2 separate regions of the Homo sapiens genome follow, and region 2 is linked to region 1. A link is an interaction called in ENCODE POLR2A ChIA-PET data of the cell type or tissue named here. Cell type or tissue: PC-3. All regions are shown on one strand. Each heading gives the region's core, and the rest is flanking DNA. Links, peaks and the distances in the headings are about the cores only.

The links. Peaks named below come from ENCODE experiments on the same cell type or tissue, not always from the same donor. Only the 100,000 strongest peaks of a DNase experiment are listed, where the experiment ranks them.
Region 2: POLR2A ChIA-PET joins it to region 1 with 11 read pairs; 2 of 35 experiments call an interaction of 5 or more read pairs at or near these places.

What each region holds. Positions count from the first base shown.
Region 1 is chr2:166,549,191-166,559,724 of GRCh38, reverse strand. No RefSeq gene overlaps it. Among named protein-coding and RNA genes, the nearest start is that of SCN7A, 60 kb to the right of the region's middle. In PC-3, for the core only: a CTCF peak has its summit at 1,269; no DNase peak of the experiment used is centred there.
Region 2 is chr2:166,856,717-166,867,250 of GRCh38, reverse strand. No RefSeq gene overlaps it. Among named protein-coding and RNA genes, the nearest start is that of XIRP2, 26 kb to the left of the region's middle. In PC-3, for the core only: no CTCF peak of the experiment used is centred there; a DNase peak (open chromatin) is centred at 4,340; H3K27ac peaks cover 1,413 bases.

The sequences.
Region 1 (10,534 bases), core at 1,167-9,166:
GAAAATATTTGTTAAAAGAGTAAATACATGTGATTTTTATCATTTTAAAAATATTTCCCTTTTATGACACCTTGTTCTGATTTTAATGCATTTCTTTATTTGAAAGAAAATAGGTAAAAAAAAAAACCATCGAGAAAATTCAACTGTCTGAAGAGTGTGTAGATATTCTTAAATATTAATTCATGTGGTATCAAGATGAATCAATAGCCTAATGGCCCCACCAAGTACCAGATATTGATTCAGAAAAATAACTGTGGGCTACTTCAAGTGCCCTTTGCTATGCATTTTCTTTTCTTTGGTAATTGCATATACAGAACTACCTTATTTGACAGTTTTATCTATTCATTCTTTATTCATTTGTTGACGAATTGATAGATATAAGTATAGATATAAAATCTGAATCATGCAAAGTGCAGATTTTAAATGATTCTTTATGATATTGAATGTATAGGTTAGTAGGCAAAATGCAATTCAGATAAAGGCTTACAATTTCACTGATTCAGTATCTTCACTTCAAAATAAGGAGTAGTTAATAATATTAAAGGGAGATAAATATTAATGTTAGTTACTCATAAGCTTAGTATATTTTATCCAAACTAAACAATTTTTCTTTCTGAAAGTTGAATAATATGTACTGTGTTTACTGTCATTATGGTGATTAATTGGATTAATAATGCTTAACACATTTTAACAATATTTAAAACTATTTAATGGGATTCATATTACTTTAACAATGTAGGTGTTCTATCAACCAGGAAGAAAAGATGTTAAATGATCCTGGGTTAATTAACTTTTGATGCTTAACCAGTCTTATGTAGTCTTTTGAGCATAGAAGCATTAAAAAGAATTTTCAAAGGTTTAGTTGTTCTCAGCTTTATTTAAGAAGACTAAAGACGATAACCCTTATTTAATGAAGCTTAACTAAGTTTAATGGAGCTTAAAATTTTTAATGAAGTTTAAGACCCCCTTTAGATTTCAGATTATGAAGATTTCACTTAGTATTTGTAAAGTACCTTAATTCCTGAAGCAATTATGAATACAATAAAATATGATAAATATGATAAGTAAAGATAACTTCTAAAAGATGCAAATGTGTTTTGGACTGAAGGGAAAGAGAAAATCAGGGAACTGAAATTGTGAATATTCCAATTAAAAATCAGGTAATATAATAGACTTTTAGAATTTGAAGGGGTCTTTTCTTTCATACGAATGGATATCTACTTAAGGCAGGATCCCTCTCTATACTATTCCTAAAATACTGGCACTTTGCTTTGACCACAGGTTCTCTTGGACGCCATCTATCTGAAAATGTCTTTATTTTACCTTCCCTTTTAAAAGATGTTTTTTGCTGGATATAAAATTCTAAGTTTATAGTTGCTTTGTTGCTGTTGGGGTTGGGGCAGTAGCAGTGGGTAGTGTTTTTTGCTTTTTAACCACTTTAAAAATGTCATAATTTCTGGCATGCCTTGTCCCTAATGAGAAGTTATTTACTTTGTTTCCTTGTACATAATGTTTTTCCTGTGGATGTTTTTAGGATTTATAGTGAATTTTCAGCAGTATGACTGTGATATATTTATGTGTGATTTTCTTGCTCTATTCTTTTTGAGATTTCCTAAAAATCTTAATATTGTAGATGTATGTCTTTCATGAAATTTGGAAAATCTTTAACTATTATTTACTTAAATATATTCTGTCATGTTTTGTTACTTCTCAGGGACTGTAATAGTTGACTGATTGACATTAGATTGATTTTTTGATTTAATTTGTGTTGTTTCCTTGTCTGGCTTTTCAGCCCTACTTTTGTGGCACTATTCTCAGCAAAACAGGTGATGGTGGTGATGCAGTAGAGATTATTGTTAGGCCAAGCAAACTATTTTGTTATTTGAGCATCTTCAAAACTACAGTTATTCCTGCCTGCCCCAATCTTGACTAGTAGCTTAGCTGGCCTTTACTTAGCATGTCAATTTCTTATGTTTTTTTTTGGCAGCCTTTATCCTTTACCTAGACCCAACCCAGAAGTTGCCTCAGAACTGCTCTGAGACTTGCTGGTTGCATATGAGTCATTTCTGTCTTTGGGAATCAACTCATGAAGACTTTCTTGCATCGACTGGTCTTTAATAATTTCATAGAATAGTACTGTTTTGTGTTTTATCTGGGTTTCCCTTTGTGTTACTACAGGAATGAAGGTTGTCCATACCTTTTTGCATCCTTACTAGAAATGGAATTCCCTTTCAACTGGTTCTAGTAAAGTTGTAGTCCATGAGGTTTTTATCTTGCTATCTCTGTTCTATTTGAATCTCTGCTGCTGCTACAAAGAAGTTACTGAAAATTCTTTATGTTACTTTTTAAGCCACATTATCTTAGCTTATCTTAGCTCATCTTTTTAAAATTATTTATTTATTTATTTATTTTGAGTCGGAGTCTCCTCTGTTGCCCAGACTGGAGTGCAGTGGTGTGATCTCAGCCCAACTGCAACCTCCACCTCTTGGGTTCAAGCTATTCTCATGCCTCAGCCTCCCGAGTAGCTGGGATTACAAGGGTACGCCACCATGCCTGGCTAATTTTTGTATTTTTAGTAGAGATGGGGTTTCACCATGTTGGTCAGGCTGGTCTTGAACTCCTGACCTCAAGTGATCCACCCACCTTGGCCTCCCAAAGTGTTTTGGCTTATCTTAAACTTCTAGTTAACTACTTTTATTGAGGTAAACTTAATTTATTGTAACAGAAACCCAGCGATCATATTTTTACTTACTCTTATAGTGACTTATTAACCAATTAAAAGATTCCTATAGGCCAGGTGCGGTGCTGTAATCCCAGCACTTTGGGAGGCTGAGGCAGGCGGATCACAAGGTCAGGAGTTCAAACCAGCCTGGCCAATGTGGTGAAACCCCGTCTCTATTAAAAATTCAAAAATTAGCCAGGCGAGGTGGCAGGTGCCTGTAGTCCCAGCTACTCAGGAGGCTGAGGCAGTAGAATCACTTGAACCCAGGAGGCAGAGGTTGCAGTGAGCTGGGATTGCGCTACTGCACTCCAGTCTGGGCGACAGAGTGGGACTCCATCTTAAAAAAAAAAAATTTTATAAAGGAAATACATTTTTCAGAGAAATTTTCTCAATAAATTCAGAGATTAATTTACTTCTAAAGAACATAATAGTAATTAATTTTAAATTACTTATTCACATGTACTGCCAGACTCAAGATCTTCAACCTACCTTTTCCTTTTTTTTGTTTAAATAATGTCTGCATTCAATCTCAATATTCAGTCTTCTATTACACTGCCCGATGTCTGTTATATCTAAAAGATTTCCACCAGTGATGATCACAGTCAAACTTTCAATGTCTATAATTTTTCAATATTCTTTAATGCAATTATATTAATACTAGAAATTCATACAAATCTCCTTCTATGGAAGCAAAAACCAAAAAGTAATAGTATTCTGTCTCTATCTCTGCCTGTCTATCTCTGTGTCTCTCTTGCTTGCTTGCTTTATTTTATCTGATAATTTCACTACATTTGTTCCAAATAGTAATTCTTTCTTGTTCTCTGTGTTCTGACTATAGGCTGAAAGCATTCATTGTTTCCTAACATCTTTTTAAATTTATGGTCTGTAGATTTTCACTCTATTTTTGCAGGATATTTTAAATTTATAATAGTTGTTATAGTTCTGTGATACTTCTTACATCATTTATAAATGCACATTTAAAATTTGAGCACATCAAAAGCCCTGTATATAACCACATATACTTAATTGAAATATTTTAGTTTTGAAACACTCATGTTTTACTTTTTAAATTTGGTATTTATTTGAAACATGTTAACATTTGAAAATGACCATGTGACCTTCTGTGTCTTTTTTCATTAAATTTAAGGCTTTTAAAAATCAAGTCATTGGTTTTTCTGTCAAACATGTTCTTTTCTTTTCTAGGAGAAAGTAATTCTGGAATAGTAAACCCAGGGTTCTGAAAATCAAATCCTGTTCTTTGATTTTTATTTTATGTATTTATTTCATCTTCAACAATCATACTTTTTAATAAGAGGGATGAAAACCTCATTATATTTTCTTAATCCTTGATTATTACCTATGAAAATGTGAATGATATGAATTAGCTATAATTTTCTACAGCTACATTAAGCATAATTTCCTTAGGCGAATTCTGGCCAACTATATGAAAAATATTTCACTCACCTCATCTATTTTTTTTTTGTGGCTACATTCACATCCTAATTACAGCTACCAAAATTAAACATTTTTATTAAAACATAGATAATTTTTGCATTCTTCTGATGCTTTCAGAGAGTACCAAGAAGTGATAAATTTATAACAGAGAAAGATAAAAGAAAGACCTACCAAGGGACCATTTAGCTATTTAATCTAGGCTAAGCTCAGAGCCTCCAAACTAGCATTGTAAACCAAGCCTGGCATTTCATGTTAATCACTTGAGAAGAATTATATTCAAATAATTAATGTTTGCTTTCTCCATAATTCCTTACTCTTATGCTATTTATATAGTCTTAAGAATTTTCTCAGCCATGGAAGGCTCACAGATGAATGAGGTACTTGCAGAATGATTTTTCCATTTCAAAATGTAGAATAAAACTGGAGATGAAGAAATGTAGAGAGACCAGGATGGGAAAGCAATTTGTAGATCAGAGCTTTTGAAGTAGAAAGAGAAGGGAAGTCTTTCTATCATGAGGACTACAAAAAAAAATTGTAAAAGAGACAATATTTAACATGCCCTAAAATATAGAACTCCCACTGGCTCCTTACTCTTGAACTACCCATTATTCAACAGTCTTTTTTTTTTTTTTTTTTTTTTTTTTTTTTGAGACAGAGTCTCACTCTGTCACCCAGGCTGGAGTGCAGTGGCGTGATCTCAGCTCACTGCAACCTTCGCCTCCCAGGTTCAAGCAATTCTCCTTCCTTAGCCTCCTGAGTAGCTCGGATTACAGGTGTGCACCACCATGCCCGGCTAATTTTTGTATTTTTAGCAGAGAAGGCGTTTCTCCATGTTGATCAGGCTGGTCTCGAACTCCTGACCTCGTGATCTGCCTGCCTCGGCCTCCCAAAGTGCTTGGATTACGGGCGTGAGCCACTGCGCCCAACCTGTCCAACAGTCTTCTTAAAATCTCTCTGAAATAGAGTGACTAGAGTAGGAATTGTTATTTAAAATGTTTTCCCCTTGACCAAGATGTCAATGAACTATACCAATAGAGGATTTCTTAATACTCCAGAGCAATATTGGACATATCATCATTACTAGCAAACATTGTAATACTCATTTCCTTAACCTGATAATGATCAAATTGATGTGTTAGTAAAAAACACATCAGCTTTTATGCAGAAAACCCCAACTTTAATTTAATAGAAGAAAAATTGCATTCCCTTAACATTTTTTAATAGTGAGCCTGCTATTGATATATTCCTTCAGTTTTTGTATGTCTGAAAAAGTGTTTCTCCTTCATTTTTGAAAGATACCTTCACTGGATATACCATTCTAGGTTGATAACTTTTTATTCTTTCAGTATTTCAAAGATGTTGTTTTCTGGATTGCCTTATTTCCAATGAGAAGTCAGGCATCATTTTTATTACTGTACCCATGTACATACTATACAGCATTGGTTTTAGACAATTGTATTATAATACATCCTGGTGTAGTCATTGTAAACTTTCTCATATTTGGATTTAGTGAGTTTCTTCGATTTGTTGGTTTAAAATGATCATCAAAACTTGGAAACAAATGTGTTTTCTGACTGCTTTCCTCTCTTTTGAGATACAGTTGCTCATATGTTACTCACCTTGTCTTACAGCTCTTACATACCTTTTTCATTGTTTAAGTCATTTTGTTTCTCTGATTTTTATTTTGGATAGGTTTTACTGCTGTATTTAAGTTCATTAATCTTTTCTTCTGCTGTGTTCAATTTGCTGTCTTTTTTCAGTGTAATTATTGTCTAAAATATTTTTATATTTTATATCTAGAACTTTAAGGGACTCTTAAAAGTAGATTCCGTGGCCGGGTGCGGTGGCTCATGCCTGTAATCCCAGCACTTTGGGAGGCTGAGGCAGGTAGATCACCTAAGGTCAGGAGTTCGAGACCAGCCTGACCAATATGGTGAAACCCCGTCTCTACTGAAAATACAAAAATTAGCCGGGCATGGTGGCGCACGCCTGTAGTCCCAGCTACTTGGGAGGCTGAGACAGGAGAATTACTTGAACCCGGGAGGCAGAGGTTGCAGTGAGTCGGGATCACACCACTGCACTCCAGCCTGGGCTACAGAGCAAGACTCCATCTCAAAAACAACAACAACAAAAAAAAGTAGATTCTTTCTCTCTACTAAACTTACTTAAATTTTTGTCCAATGTATTGAACATATGGAATATAGTTATAATTACCATTTTAATATCTTATCTACAAATTCTATTCATGTGTTAATTCTGGGTATGTTTAATTGTTTCATTGTGTGTTTTATTGTCTTCATTATGAATCATATTTTTCTGCTCTTGGGCATGCCTGGTGATTTTTGACTAGATGCTGGACACTGTAAATTTTAATTTGGTGTAGTCTATGTTTTAATATGTGCCTATATACTCTGCTGATATACTCTTGAGTTTTTCTGTGGGAAACTTTGGTACATTCAAAGCTTGCCTTTAAACTCTATTTTCTGGGATTTTTTTTTTTTTTGAGATGGAGTTTCACTCTTGTTGCCCAGATTGGAGTACAATGGCACGGTCTCAGCTCACCGCCACTTCCACCTCCTGGGTTCAAGTGATTTGCCTGCCTCAGCCTCCCAAGTAGCTGAGATAACAGGCATGCACCACCATGCCCAGCTCATTTTGTATATTTAGTAGAGACGGGGTTTCTCCATGTTGGTCAGGCTGGTCTCGAACACCTAACCTCAGGTGATCCACCTTCTTCGGCCTCCCAAAGTGCTGGGATTACAGGTGTGAGCCACTGCACCTGGCCTATTTTCTGGGATTTAAGCAGCATAATATAACACTAATTTTCTTTTCTACTGAGGCGATACCCAGTGTACCATGAAATATGAGGTTTTCTGGATTGTGAAAAACACAACTTTTTTAGACCCTGTGTGAGATATCTGGATTGTTTATGCTTTTTGAATGGTTCTCTTCCTGGCCCTGGGTAGTCTCTATTCAGCTGAACACTTCCATGGGACCCTCAGCAAATCTCCAGAGTACTCTCTCTGCACAGCTGTTGTCTCTCCAGAACTCTGCCTTATGACATATCAACACCTTGGCGTCCCCAGCCTCTAAGTTCCATCTCCTCAACTCACGAACTTCACCAAAACACTACTGAGTTCCTTCCTCACTCTACTGCATGCTATTGCTGTTGCTACTGTTGTTGTTACATGGATGTATTAAGTTATGTTACTCCACTCCACCTTGGCTGGAAGTTATAAATCCATGCAAGTTTGTGTTTTATTTTAGTCTCATTTCGTATTTACAATGCTTGATCACTTTTAAAATACAAAAAGGAACTAGATGTTAAATAATGAACATTTAAAATCTCAGAAAGAAGCAACTGGTAAGACTTTTTACGAAGGAATCAGATTTTATGTTTTATAGAAGTAATGGTTTTCACACTCATGTTATACAACCACTTCAAATTAATACCCCTTAATTGAAGTAGCAGTCAATTAATAGACAATTTTTCTTGATGGTCTTTGCTGTTTTCAATTATTTAAAATTTTAGCAAAACTCTTCACATTTTTCAAACAATAAATTTAAGTGAAGCTTTAAAATAGCACCAGTTAAGGTGTGGTCAAAGAGCTCTGGCTTAAATCAAATAGAAAAATAGCTTAAAACTCACTTGTATTGCTCTTTGTATATTTCATTCTAAGTTTTAATTATTGTGAATTATGCCTAAGTTTGTGAGTAGGAGACAATGGCAAATTTATTTATTTTTAATATATTATACAAACTCACATATAAACAAAAATAAAAATAGTTAAATTCAGTCTTCTAGAAAACTGAATCTCAATTTCATACCTTATATACAGTGAGAAATAATTTTGGTTGTTAAAATTATGAATAGATGGGAAGATCAATCTGAGTCTGATATGTTTAATTCATCTACTTGCCAAAACTTCTGTTCAGTCTCTGTAAGTGAAGGATTTTTAAATATTAGAAGCGAAATTTTTCATATTTATGAAAAGATGGAACACTGTTTTACTACATTTTAATTTGTAGGCACAGTTCTTAAGTAGAAATTATCTATTTTTAAGGGAGACAAACAGATATAATATTTATTTACTACAAGATTACATATTAATCAATTAATTTATATTCTAACAGCACAACTCTCAGTCTCATTCAGTTTGTACTATAATGAAGTTCTTGAATTTCTCTCCTGTGCCTCTTTTTGCAAGGTAATAAATCTCAAAGGTAAGCCAAATTAAGTTCTCTATGCTCTTTAACACCCTGCTTTGCAAACTGTTATCTCATGGTGTTACAAATAATACACAAGAAACAGAAAGGGAAACAATAATAGGGCACACCAGTAAAATTAATTCTTCCAAGCCATAAACACCAAGACCAATAAATCTACAAGAAAGGTATTTAAAATGGTCAACAACCACTGCTCTGTTATTCTTCATCACTTTCTGCCTCTGGATAGTGATTACAACATTTGAGCAAGACCAGTTTCTTAGGCCCAAATGCCTGCACCACCTTGAAAGTCATAAAGATGACATTGGTCAAGAAGTAGTGCAACACTCTAGCTCAGCAGTGGAATATACTCTAGTTTTCTGTGTTTAAAGTAATGTTTCTTCCCTTTCCTTTAGAACAGTGTAAATAAAACAAATTCATTTAAGTAAAAAATGATTATTCTAATATGTCTCAGGCATCAAATACTACAGATGAAATGAGATTCAATTTACTTCATTTTTGTGAATTTTGTTTTATCTTAATTTAAAATGTCTTTGCAGTCCTGATGTGAAAAATACAAAGTGTAAGAAAATTCTATGTAAATGTAACTCATATATAAATTTCTCTGAAATATAAGACAGCAAATAATGAATTTAAGAATAGAATTGTCTACCCTTTTTGTGGAAATGTAAATTAGTGCAACGACTGTGGAGAATAGTTTGATGATTTCTCAAAAAAAAACTAAAAATAGAGCTACTATGTGATCCAGCAATCTCACTGCTGGGTATATACTCAAAAGAAATGAAATCAGTATATTGGAGAGATATCTGCACTCCCAAGTTTATTGCAGCACTGTTTACAATAGCCAAGATTTGGAAGCAACCTATGTGTTCATCAGCAGATGAATGGATAAAGAAATGTGGTACATGGCCGGGCGCGGTGGCTCACGCCTGTAATCCCAGCACTTTGGGAGGCCCAGGTGGGCGGATCACGAGGTCAGGAGATCGAGACCATCCTGGCTAGCACGGTGAAACCATGTCTCTCCTGAAAATACAAAAAATTAGCCGGGCGTGGTGGCAGGCGCCTGTAGTCCCAGTTACTCAGGAGGCTGAGGCAGGAGAATGGCGTGAACGCCGGGGGGCGGAGCCTGCAGTGAGCCGAGATCACGCCACTGCACTCCAGCCTGGGCGACAGCGAGACTCTGTGTCAAACAAACAAACAAACAAAAATGTGGTACATATATACAATGGAGTACTATTCAGCTATAAGAAAGAGTAAGATCTTGTCATTTGCAACATCATGGGTAGAACTGGAGATTCTGTTAAGTGAAATAAGCCCAGCACAGACAAACATCACATATTCTTACTTATTTTTGGGACCTAAAAATCAAAACGATTGAAATCATGAACAGAGAGTAGAAGGATGGATACTAGAGGCCGGGAGGGAAGGGTAGTGGGGAATTAAGGGGGAAGTAAGGATGGTAAATGGATACAAAAAACGATTAGAAAAATGAATAAGACCTAGTATTTGATAGCACATCAGGGTGACTATAGTCAATAATAATTTAATTGTACATTTTCATGTAACTAAAAGCATAATTGGATTGTTTATAACACAAATAATAAATGTTTGAGAGGATGGATACCCCGTTTTCCATGATGTGCATGTTACACATTGCATGCCTGTATCAAAATATCTCATGTACCCCATAAAAATATATTACACCTACTATTACCCACAAAAATACAAAAAAAAAAAAAAAGAATAGCATTGTCCTGGCATGAAGTATTTAATTGTCTACCATACTTGATTTCGGATGCATTGAAATGTTCTTCTGTTTAAGAAAAACTCTTTTATCTGTGGGCTGGTTCTCGGTATTCCACATTTAACACCTCCATCATTTGGCTCAGAGCTGTGACCCTGCTTAAAGGAAAATATTCCTGGTAAGAGTCAGAAATTCAATTTCCATAATGTAGTGATGCCTTCATATAAATAATTTGTAAATCCTTGGATAGAAGGGAGGAAGTTCAGAATTTGAGAGTACTGAGTGAATAAAAACTTTCAAGAGAGGATATGTCTAAAAATTTGGAGAATAAGAAATATAAGAACTGAGGGTATTAACAAATGCCACTAATGTATACACTTGCCAGT
Region 2 (10,534 bases), core at 1,339-9,338, 310 kb before region 1:
GTATATAAATATACTTTCTGACTGCCAGTTTAGTTTGTAGTTTGGCTGCTTAAAAATGCCTGCCATTTAGTCTTAGGCTTAAAACCAAGATAGAAAAAAACAAAGACTGTAATTTTCAGTCTGTCTTATACTCCTACTGGCTTGTCTGTTCTCATTTTATAGTGGACACTTCTACTTTAATTAGTTGAATCATCTAAACTACAGTGGCTCTCCTGACAACCCTTATGAATGATCAACTTTCAATTACTTATTTTGCTTATTTAATATACTATGCACACTGATTCCTGCTGTTTTTCTCTTTACCTTAATCCAATGTCAGTCTTTATTTTCCTTTAACGTTCACATTGTCTTCTTGTATCAGGTCACAATGATAAATGTGTGCAATTCATCCCAAGTACAGAGACCGTGTTGGTGTAGTTGTTCAAACACTATACTGGGAATCATAAATGAATTTGGTAATTAATTAAATCACTTTTGCTCCTTGGTTATTTCCTAAAGTATAGCATAGGAAAGGTAGGTAAGACCAAATTACAAAACTTGTGAGCTTTAGGACAAATTTTATCCATAGAATTGAATGTGTGCTGTACATATTTTTTCTTGATGCTTATTTTCATTCCTTAAAATAGCAAACTTTTTCTTCAAGTCATCATAGAACCCAATCCGCTCTATTCTCTTATTTCAAGTTCAGTTCACATATTGATAGCCTTCCTGGCCCCTGTAGGTATCTGTTTGCAACTCTCTGAGCTAGAAGAGGTCTAAGGTTCCACAGAGCCACAGGAAAGTAATAAACTTAAGGATTTCTATTTTACAGTACGTTCAATTCCATCACTGATTTGTTATTAAACATTAAACTATGAAACTGAGACATTAGGACATTAAATGTGGACAAACAATATAAGTCCCATTAGCCTATAAGGGAAGCAATGAATGATCTCATTTAATTTGTGGAAAGTTGAGTAGCAGAAACTCTGCAAATGAAATTAAGCGCTATGCCTCATTGAATGAGCTTAGAGCTCTCCAAGGGGAGATCTGAGTTCCAGTATACAGCAAATAACAGACAGTGCTTTCAATTTAGCTGTAATTTTGAAATGGTTAGCCGGCAAAAGATGTTAAGAAGAAGGATGTAAATGATCTAACTCTGCAGGAAGCCAAGGAGTGTCTACGTCAATGAAGCTCTCAAGGATCAAACTGAAATGAAAATATACTACATTTTTATTTTTATTTTCCATTAACTGAGTAATTTCCAATTTCTGTCCCCCGCATATCTCTTCCAAAGAAACTAGATTTATATTTTGTGCGATTCTTAATCAGACCTTTCCTCTCAACAGGTTCAATGATCACTTTTAAAAACTATTTTCATTATTATTTGACATTTTCTGCTCTAACATCACTTTGACACATTTCTGTGTTAAATTTCTGTGAATCAGAAAATTGGGGACAGACTGAATTGTAATCCACTTTCACTCAGCTTGCTTTCAAAATCTGTCTGAAAATATTTGCCAGTAAAGGGAAGGCTGTGATGCAGGGATTGAAAATGGGGCAAAGCAAAGGTGGCTGATGGCTCTCCAGGTGAAATCAACACTAACCTGCATCCTTGCTTCAGCATAATCTCCCTCTGCCTGCAGCAACCGTGATAGAGCTTGCATTTAACAATTCTATTTTATATAGGCCTTTTCTAGAAAAGTCATTTTCAATTTTTTTCAAATTATTTTCTAAATATCATAATTAAAGACATGACAACTGTTTAAACCCTACAGCCAGAGAAATTTTCTGTCATTTCTCTAAAAGTTGTGAGTGCACTTACAGACGTATAACTGACCCTGGGGAAAATATTTTCCCCCATTTTTCTATAAATTGAGAATCCTAAAGGGATGTCATTATCAAAATAACAACAACAAAACTTTGTGGGCTGTCTTAAATCTACAGAGAGAGAATTGTTGGAAAAGGGATAAATGTATATACCTTTCATGGAATTTTTTTTCTTTTTTCTTTTTTTTTGAGATGGAGTCTCACTCTGTCGCCCAGGCTGGAGTGCAGTGGCACGATCTCTGCTCACTGCAACTTCCACCTTCTGGGTTCAAGTGATTTTCCTGCCTCAGCCTCCCGAGTAGCTGAGATGACAGGCACGTGCCACCACACCCGGCTAATCTTCTGTATTTTTAGTAGAGATGGGGTTTCACCGTGTTAGCCAGGATGGTCTCGATCTCCTGACCTTGTAATCCACCCGTCTTGGCCTCCCAAAATGCTGGGATTATAGGCGTGAGCCACCGCGCCTGGCCATCTTTACATTAAGAGAGAGCCTTGCTGCCTTTGGATATACTCACAACTGCTTTGGAATCATGCATCACTTTTCCACGTTAGGATGCCAATGCTCCATATTTGTACATAGGTGACACTTGACCAGTGTCTCAGGGAGTGTGTGTGTCTCAGAATCAACCAGGTCTTCATGTTCAATAGTTTAGTCCAGTTTCACTTCATTGCTATATAATAATTCATTTACAATGGTGAAAGTTGTATAAGATTCAATAATTTTGGAATCTCCTTCTACAATCAGTGAAGCAGAAGTCACCCCAAAATGTGCATGCACACACATGTGCATACACACAAATGTCACACTCCTATTCAGCATGAGAAAATATAAACTACAATTACCTAGAAATTAAACATTTATAAAGTTTAGATTGATTACAATAACATCCAATATTTTTACATCTAAATGTCAGATACTAAGAGTAGACAACAGCTATGTTTTTAAGATGTAAATAGATACTCAATATTTACTATTGGCCAGTAATTTGCACACTTTCTTTCCTAGTCATCACAGTGTCCACTTAAATAAATATTATTATCTCTGTTTTATAAACAAGAGAATTGAGGCCAGAGGTATTTAAGTAACTTAGCCAAAAATCATAAAGGTAGTAAGTGCCAAACTTGAAAATTATTATTTTAACATGATTTAATGAAGTAGTGAATTTTAAAGTACATTTTATGGGGCTAAGTTTTGCCTAACCACATTACCCTTTCAGAGAGGTTAGCACCCCTTATTATTTACCCTATTCAAATTCTGTACTTTAATGGCTCATCACAATTGTAATTAAATAATTAATTTTTATTGTCTCCCTTTCTTTCTGGATTATAAATTTCATGAGGGTAGAATTGTTTACATCTTGCTGCTGCTGCATTCCGGCTTTTAGAATGGTGATTGGCATAGAGGAAGTACTGTATATATTTGTTAAAAGAAATAATTAAATGATTACACAGCAAGTCTCTAATAGGTTGGTGGATTTCCCAGGATGTATCACTAGCATATTACATTATGCTAGTTCACAACTGTGGAAATGCTGGATAAAATGATGTACTGTGACCAGTTTATGAGTACGCTGTTTAGTTATCACTAACATTTCACATGTATTTCTTTGGAAATGATGACAGTTGTTATTTACTGCTAAGGGGTGGCAGAACACAGATGTATGTCTTTAATTAGCACATTGTCATAGAAAAGAGTATCTTTGTATCTTTCAAGCATGAATAACCAAATGCTATGTGACGTTATGATAATATAATAATTATATTAGATAAATATTTTACATTTATGTCTATGCTGTGCCTGAAACTGTGCTCAACATATCTCATTTAATTATCACAACAAATGCAGTACTATGACAGGCCGTATGGATTTCTCTGTTTTGTAAATAGAGACATTAAGTATAGAGAGGATATAAACAGGATGTTTAAAGATAAGCTATTCTTTAAACAAGTTGTCTGTCACTAGAGAAAGGCTCCTAGCTGGTATATTGTGCCATTATTAAATAAAATGAATTTTTACCATGTGTTCGATTCCACAAATTATTTCTCATTACTAATGTCTAAAGGAATGGAGTTCTTTACAAAAGAGAAAATTAATACAAATAAAGTTGCAAGGATAAAAATTTTCCTCTTGCCTTACAGTAAGAGACTGGACATATCCTGATATATTTTGTATCTTTCCAAAAAGGTAATGTGAATTATTGCAATAAATAACTTAGATATTTTATCTTGTTTGACCTCTAAAACTTGCTGATATTCAATAAGGAATTAAACTGAGAAATGATGCTTCAGAAAAAAACAAAACAAACAAAAAACCTTCTCAGCAACTACCTCAACTTCCCTTATTTTTAACATCTTGAATTTGTGTAGTATATTTGTTACAATAGAAGAATCAATATTGATGCATTATGATTAACTAAGGAGTGAACATTGGAGTTCACTCTCCGTGCTGTACATTCTCTTGGCAAGTGTGTAATGACGTGTATCCACCATTATAGTATCATACAGAGTAAGTTTTATTGCCCTAAAATGTTTGGTGTTCCTCTTAGTCATCCTTTTTTAATGCTTTCTTAAAAGAAAAATTGACAGAGAAATATTACAAATGGAAAGATGACACCATTTCTGTGGGGGAGAAACAAGAGGTGAGCAGGAAGATGGCAGAGGTCAGGGAGGAGTGCGAGTTCCAGGAGCTGTCCCTCATTGACAGTACATATAATTGTGAAGCTCTTTCTGCCTTTTCAGAAGAGATTGGAAAATTGAGGGTTAAGTTACTGAGCATTACGTACGCTGCACTGATTCGGCAAAACTCATGCATAGAATTTGTTACTCCTCCTAGGAAATACACTCTCAGGCAAACTGGAACCCAGGGATCATTTTGAAATGAATAATTAGCATTTTAAAAGGCTAGTTTCACCAGAGTGCACTGCTGGAATATAATAATATTTCACAAAGAAATAAATTATCTAAATGGTATTGTTCTAGAATGGAGAGCACCAGAGTCTGCATTTAACAACCTGAAATTCTATCCTAGGACATTTTCATAGATCAGAATATGAGTAGATAGAATCAGATTTGAATGTATGAATTATGAGTTCACAGGATGTTTTGAGAGGTGCTAGGAAAACTTCTGTCCCCTTAAATATCTCTCTCCCTGGCTTGTCACACTGCTCTCCTATGATCTGAGAGATTAATGGCTTTGAATTAATTTGTAGATGTTTGGAATTAATATACGTGTCTTTTTATGTGCACTTTAGTATCATTCAGTTTGTTCTATTGTTTCTTAGTTGAGGCACTGACAGAATAGGAGATTGAATAGGAGGGAGGAAGGCATGAAACAATGTAATCTCAGAGCATTGGGAAGTCTAAGATGTTTAGGTCTGTGGAAAAAACTTAATGGCAACCAGAGGACAGTATAAGGGCACTTGGTACTCAGGGTTCAGGTAAATAGGGTTTCCAGTGGTAGAAAAGAAAGCCAAAGGGAAATTGAGAAGGCCATAGACCACACCCTGTGTTTGTCAGAGGACTGCAAAGGACCAACACTAGGCACAAGACTCAACTAAATTCAGTTTTAATCTGCTGAGAAGAAAGGCACAAATTGGTAGCATGGGTACGTTGGTCAAAAACATTCCAATGTGTGCCCTCATTATCATCCATCTCTCTTTCTATTCCAACACTGTCTCCAACCAAATGTGTCACATATTTCTAGGAAATTGGAAAGCAGCAGCAGGGGCTGACAGAGCAGACTATAACTAAGGGGTATTTGAGGCTGATGCTGACTATGTCCTGCCGACACCCCTCAAATCTTTCAAGCTGCTTGACAATTGTCAGTAACATCATCTGTGCCTGAGGGCTCTTATCATTCTCTGCTGAAACTGAAAATATCAAGAAATTAATCCTCCTCTCCCTCCTTCTTAGCATTCCCCAAACAATGACTCCTGGCTTCTTGAATTGTGTTAAATTTGAGGCACATGTTTGGCACATTTCCAGAATTTTCTCTTGGGTTTTAGTTCCAGTTGCCCACTGTGATATGTGGCTCCATAGGAACCCTTTATCCACTGCCTTCCCTTCCTAGGATCACCTCCACACTCCCAGCCAGAGTTGCTGCATTTCCCGAACAGGCCATGGTTTACTCCAATCCATGTCTCCAATTCTGTCCTTAGGACAGAAGTCAAATAATGTACAAGAAAGAAATTATGATATTACTGATGTCTGGGTATAATTATGGATAATGTTTTTTGAGGGGATTAAAATCCAGTAATTTGAAACAGCTCTTTCAAGAAACATGGACACTGAGGCTGTAGTTAGATTTAACAAAAATTTCAGAGGGAGATATTATATAGTAGACATTATACTAGGTTTAGTAGCATGCTATTTTCTTACATTCTAATTTCATTAATGGCCAGCTATGATTTTCATCCATTCAATTTGTAACCTTTGTCTTGCTAGGTTTCGACAATCAGGGGATAAATCACAACATGACATTAACAGCCAAAACATTTGATTATGCCTAGATTATCAGACAGACTTCCAAAACTCCCTTTGAAAATCCCTACACCAAAACAAAAAAATGAGGGAGGAGGTGTCTTCACTGTTTTAGCAGACGCCTGATGGTACCATAGTCTCCACAGAAATATCTGAATATTTCTGTGAGTACAGCTGTGAGTACAGCTTATAGTCCATATGAGACTCTTGCCTGCTAAATATACTCCTTTCATTGTTATCTCTATTTTAGGACATAGAACCACTAGCCACCAAGTTTCTCAAGTCAATAATCTTCTTAATTATGTTTGATTTATTCTTATCCTTAGTTTCTCAATTTTTATTATGGCATACAATAGGATGTTTGATATTTTTATATTTTGTGGCCAGATCAAGCTATTTAATGTATGCATTACCTCAAACACATTATTTTTTTGTGGTGAGAACATTTAAAGTGTACTCTCTTAGGAATTTCCAAGTTTACAATATATTGTTATTAACTATACTCACCAAGATGTACAATCTGTCGCTTGAAATTATTCCTCCTAACTGAAATTTTGTGTTCTTTGACCAACATCTCCCACTCTGCAACCTCTGGTAACTACCATTTTACTCTTTGTTTCCATTAGTTCTACTTTTTTTGACTCTACATATAAGTGGGATCAAATGGTATTTGTCTTTCTGTGCCTGGGCTAGTTAACTTGACATTCTTTAGGATCATTCATACTATTGCAACTAACAGGACTGTCTTGTTTTTTTAAGGCTAATTGTATTTCACTGTGTGTGTGTGTGTGTGTGTGTGTATTATATTATATATATATGTACTGCATTTTTACACCGTGTTTTCTTTACCCATTTATTCATTTATGAACACTTAGATTGACTCTATATCTTAGCTATTGTGAATAGTGCTGCAGCAAACATAGGAATGCAGATATCCTTTCAACATACTGATTTTATATCCTTTGGATATATACTAAGTACTAGGATTGCTAGATCATATGGTAGTTACATTTTTAATTGTTTGAGGAACCTTAAGTCCATTTTCCATAATGGCTGTATTTTTTGTGTGTGTTCCAATAAAACTTCCTTTTTTATTTATTTTATTTTTTTTTAATTTTATGATTATTATACTTTAAGTTTTAGGGTACATGTGCACAATGTGCAGGTTAGTTACATATGTATACATGTGCCATACTGGTGTGCTGCACCCATTAACTCGTCACTTAGCATTAGGTATATCTCCCAGTGCTATCCCTCCCCCCTCCCCCCACCCCACAACAGTCCCCAGAGTGTGATGTTCCCCTTCCTGTGTCCATGTGTTCTCATTGTTCAATTCCCACCTATGAGTGAGAATATGCGGTGTTTGGTTTTTTGTCCTTGCGATAGTTTACTGAGAATGATGATTTCCAATTTCATCCATGTCCCTACAAAGGACATGAACTCATCATTTTTTATGGCTGCATAGTATTCCATGGTGTATATGTGCCACATTTTCTTAATCCAGTCTATCATTGTTGGACATTTGGGTTGGATCCAAGTCTTTGCTATTGTGAATAGTGCTGCAATAAACATGCATGTGAATGTGTCTTTATAGCAGCATGATTTATAGTCCTTTGGGTATATACCCAGTAATGGGATGTCTAGGTCAAATGGTATTTCTAGTTCTAGATCCCTGAGGAATCGCCACACTGACTTCCACAATGGTTGAACTAGTTTACAGTCCCACCAACCACGTAAAAGTGTTCCTTTTTCTCCACATCCTCTCCAGCACCTGTTGTTTCCTGACTTTTTAATGAATGCCATTCTAACTGGTGTGAGATGGTATCTCATTGTGGTTTTGATTTGCATTTCTCTGATGGCCAGTGATGGTGAGAATTTTTTCATGTGTTTTTTGGCTGCATAAATTTCTTCTTTTGAGAAGTGTCTGTTCATGTCCTTCGCCCACTTTTTAATGGGGTTGTTTTTTTCTTGTAAATTTGTTTGAGTTCATTGTAGATTCTGGATATTAGCCCTTTGTCAGATGAGTAGGTTGCGAAAATTTTCTCCCATTTTGTAGGTTGCCTGTTCACTTCGATGGTAGTTTCTTTTGCTGTGCAGAAGCTCTTTAGTTTAATTAGATCCCACTTGTCAATTTTGGCTTTTGTTGCCATTGCTTTTGGTGTTTTAGACATGAAGTCCTTGCTCATGCCTATGTCCTGAATGGTAATGCCTAGGTTTTCTTCTAGGGTTTTTATGGTTTTAGGTCTAACGTTTAAGTCTTTAATCCATCTTGAATTAATTTTTGTATAAGGTGTAAGGAAGGGATCCAGTTTCAGCTTTCTACATATGGCTAGCCAGTTTTCCCAGCACCATTTATTAAATAGGGAATCCTTTCCCCATTGCTTGTTTTTGTCAGGTTTGTCAAAGATCAGATAGTAGTAGATATACGGCATTATTTCTGAGGGCTCTGTTTTGTTCCATTGATCTATATCTCTGTTTTGGTACCAGTACCATGCTATTTTTGTTACTGTAGCCTTGTAGTATAGTTTGAAGTCAGGTAGCATGATGCCTCCAGCTTTGTTCTTTTGGCTTAGGATTGACTTGGCAATGCGGGCTCTTTTTTGGTTCCATATGAACTTTAAAGTAGTTTTTTCCAATTCTGTGAAGAAAGTCATTGGTAGCTTGATGGGGATGGCATTGAATCTATAAATTACCTTGGGCAGTATGGCCATTTTCATGATATTGATTCTTCCTACCCATGGCCATGGAATGTTCTTCCATTTGTTTGTATCCTCTTTTATTTCATTGAGCAGTGGTTTCTAGTTCTCCTTGAAGAGGTCCTTCATGTCCCTTTAAGTTGGATTCCTAGGTATTTTATTCTCTTTGAAGCAATTGTGAATGGGAGTTCACTCATGATTTGGCTCTCTGTTTTTCTGTTATTGGTGTATAAGAATGCTTGTGATTTTTGTACATTGATTTTATATCCTGAGAGTTTGCTGAAGTTGCTTATCAGCTTAAGGAGATTTTGGGCTGAGACAATGGGGTTTTCTAGATATACAATCATGTCATCTGCAAACAGGGACAATTTGACTTCCTCTTTTCTTAATTGAATACCTTTTATTTCCTTCTCCTGCCTAATTGCCCTGGCCAGAACTTCCAACACTATGTTGAATAGGAGTGGTGAGAGAGGGCATCCCTGTCTTGTGCCAGTTTTCAAAGGGAATGCTTCCAGTTTTTGCCCATTCAGTATGATATTGGCTGTGGGTCTGTCATAGATAGCTCTTATTATTTTGAAATACATCCCATCAATACCTAATTTATTGAGAGTTTTTAGCATGAATTGTTGTTGAATTTTGTCAAAGGCCTTTTCTGCATCTATTGAGATAATCATGTGGTTTTTGTCTTTGGTTCTGTTTATATGCTGGATTACATTTATTGATTTGCGTATATTGAACCAGCCTTGCATCCCAGGGATGAAGCCCACTTGATCATGGTGGATAAGCTTTTTGATGTGCTGCTGGATTCAGTTTGCCAGTATTTTATTGAGGATTTTTGCATCAATGTTCATCAAGGATATTGGTCTAAAATCCTCTTTTTTGGTTGTGTCTCTGGCCGGCTTTGGTATCAGGATGATGCTGGCCTCATAAAATGAGTTAGGGAGGATTCCCTCTTTTTCTATTGATTGGAATAGTTTCAGAAGGAATGGTACCAGTTCCTCCTTCTACCTCTGGTAGAATTCAGCTGTGAATCCATCTGGTCCTGGACTCTTTTAGTTGGTAAGCTATTGATTATTGCCACAATTTCAGAGCCTGTTATTGGTCCATTCAGAGATTCAACTTATTCCTGGTTTAGTGTTGGGAGGGTGTATGTGTTGAGGAATTTATCCATTTCTTCTAGATTTTCTAGTTTATTTGCGTAGAGGTGTTTGTAGTATTCTCTGATAGTACTTTGTATTTCTGTGGGATTGGTGGTGATATCCCCTTTATCATCTTTTCTTGCGTCTATTTGATTCTTCTCTCTTTTCTTCTTTATTAGTCTTGCTAGCGGTCTATCAATTTTGTTGATCCTTTCAAAAAACCAGCTCCTGGATTCATTAATTTTTTGAAGGGCTTTTTGTGTCTCTATTTCCTTCAGTTCTGCTCTGATTTTAGTTATTTCTTGCCTTCTGCTAGCTTTTGAATGTGTTTGCTCTTACTTTTCTAGTTCTTTTAATTGTGATGTTAGGGGGTCAATTTTGGACCTTTCCTGCTTTCTCTTGTGGGCATTT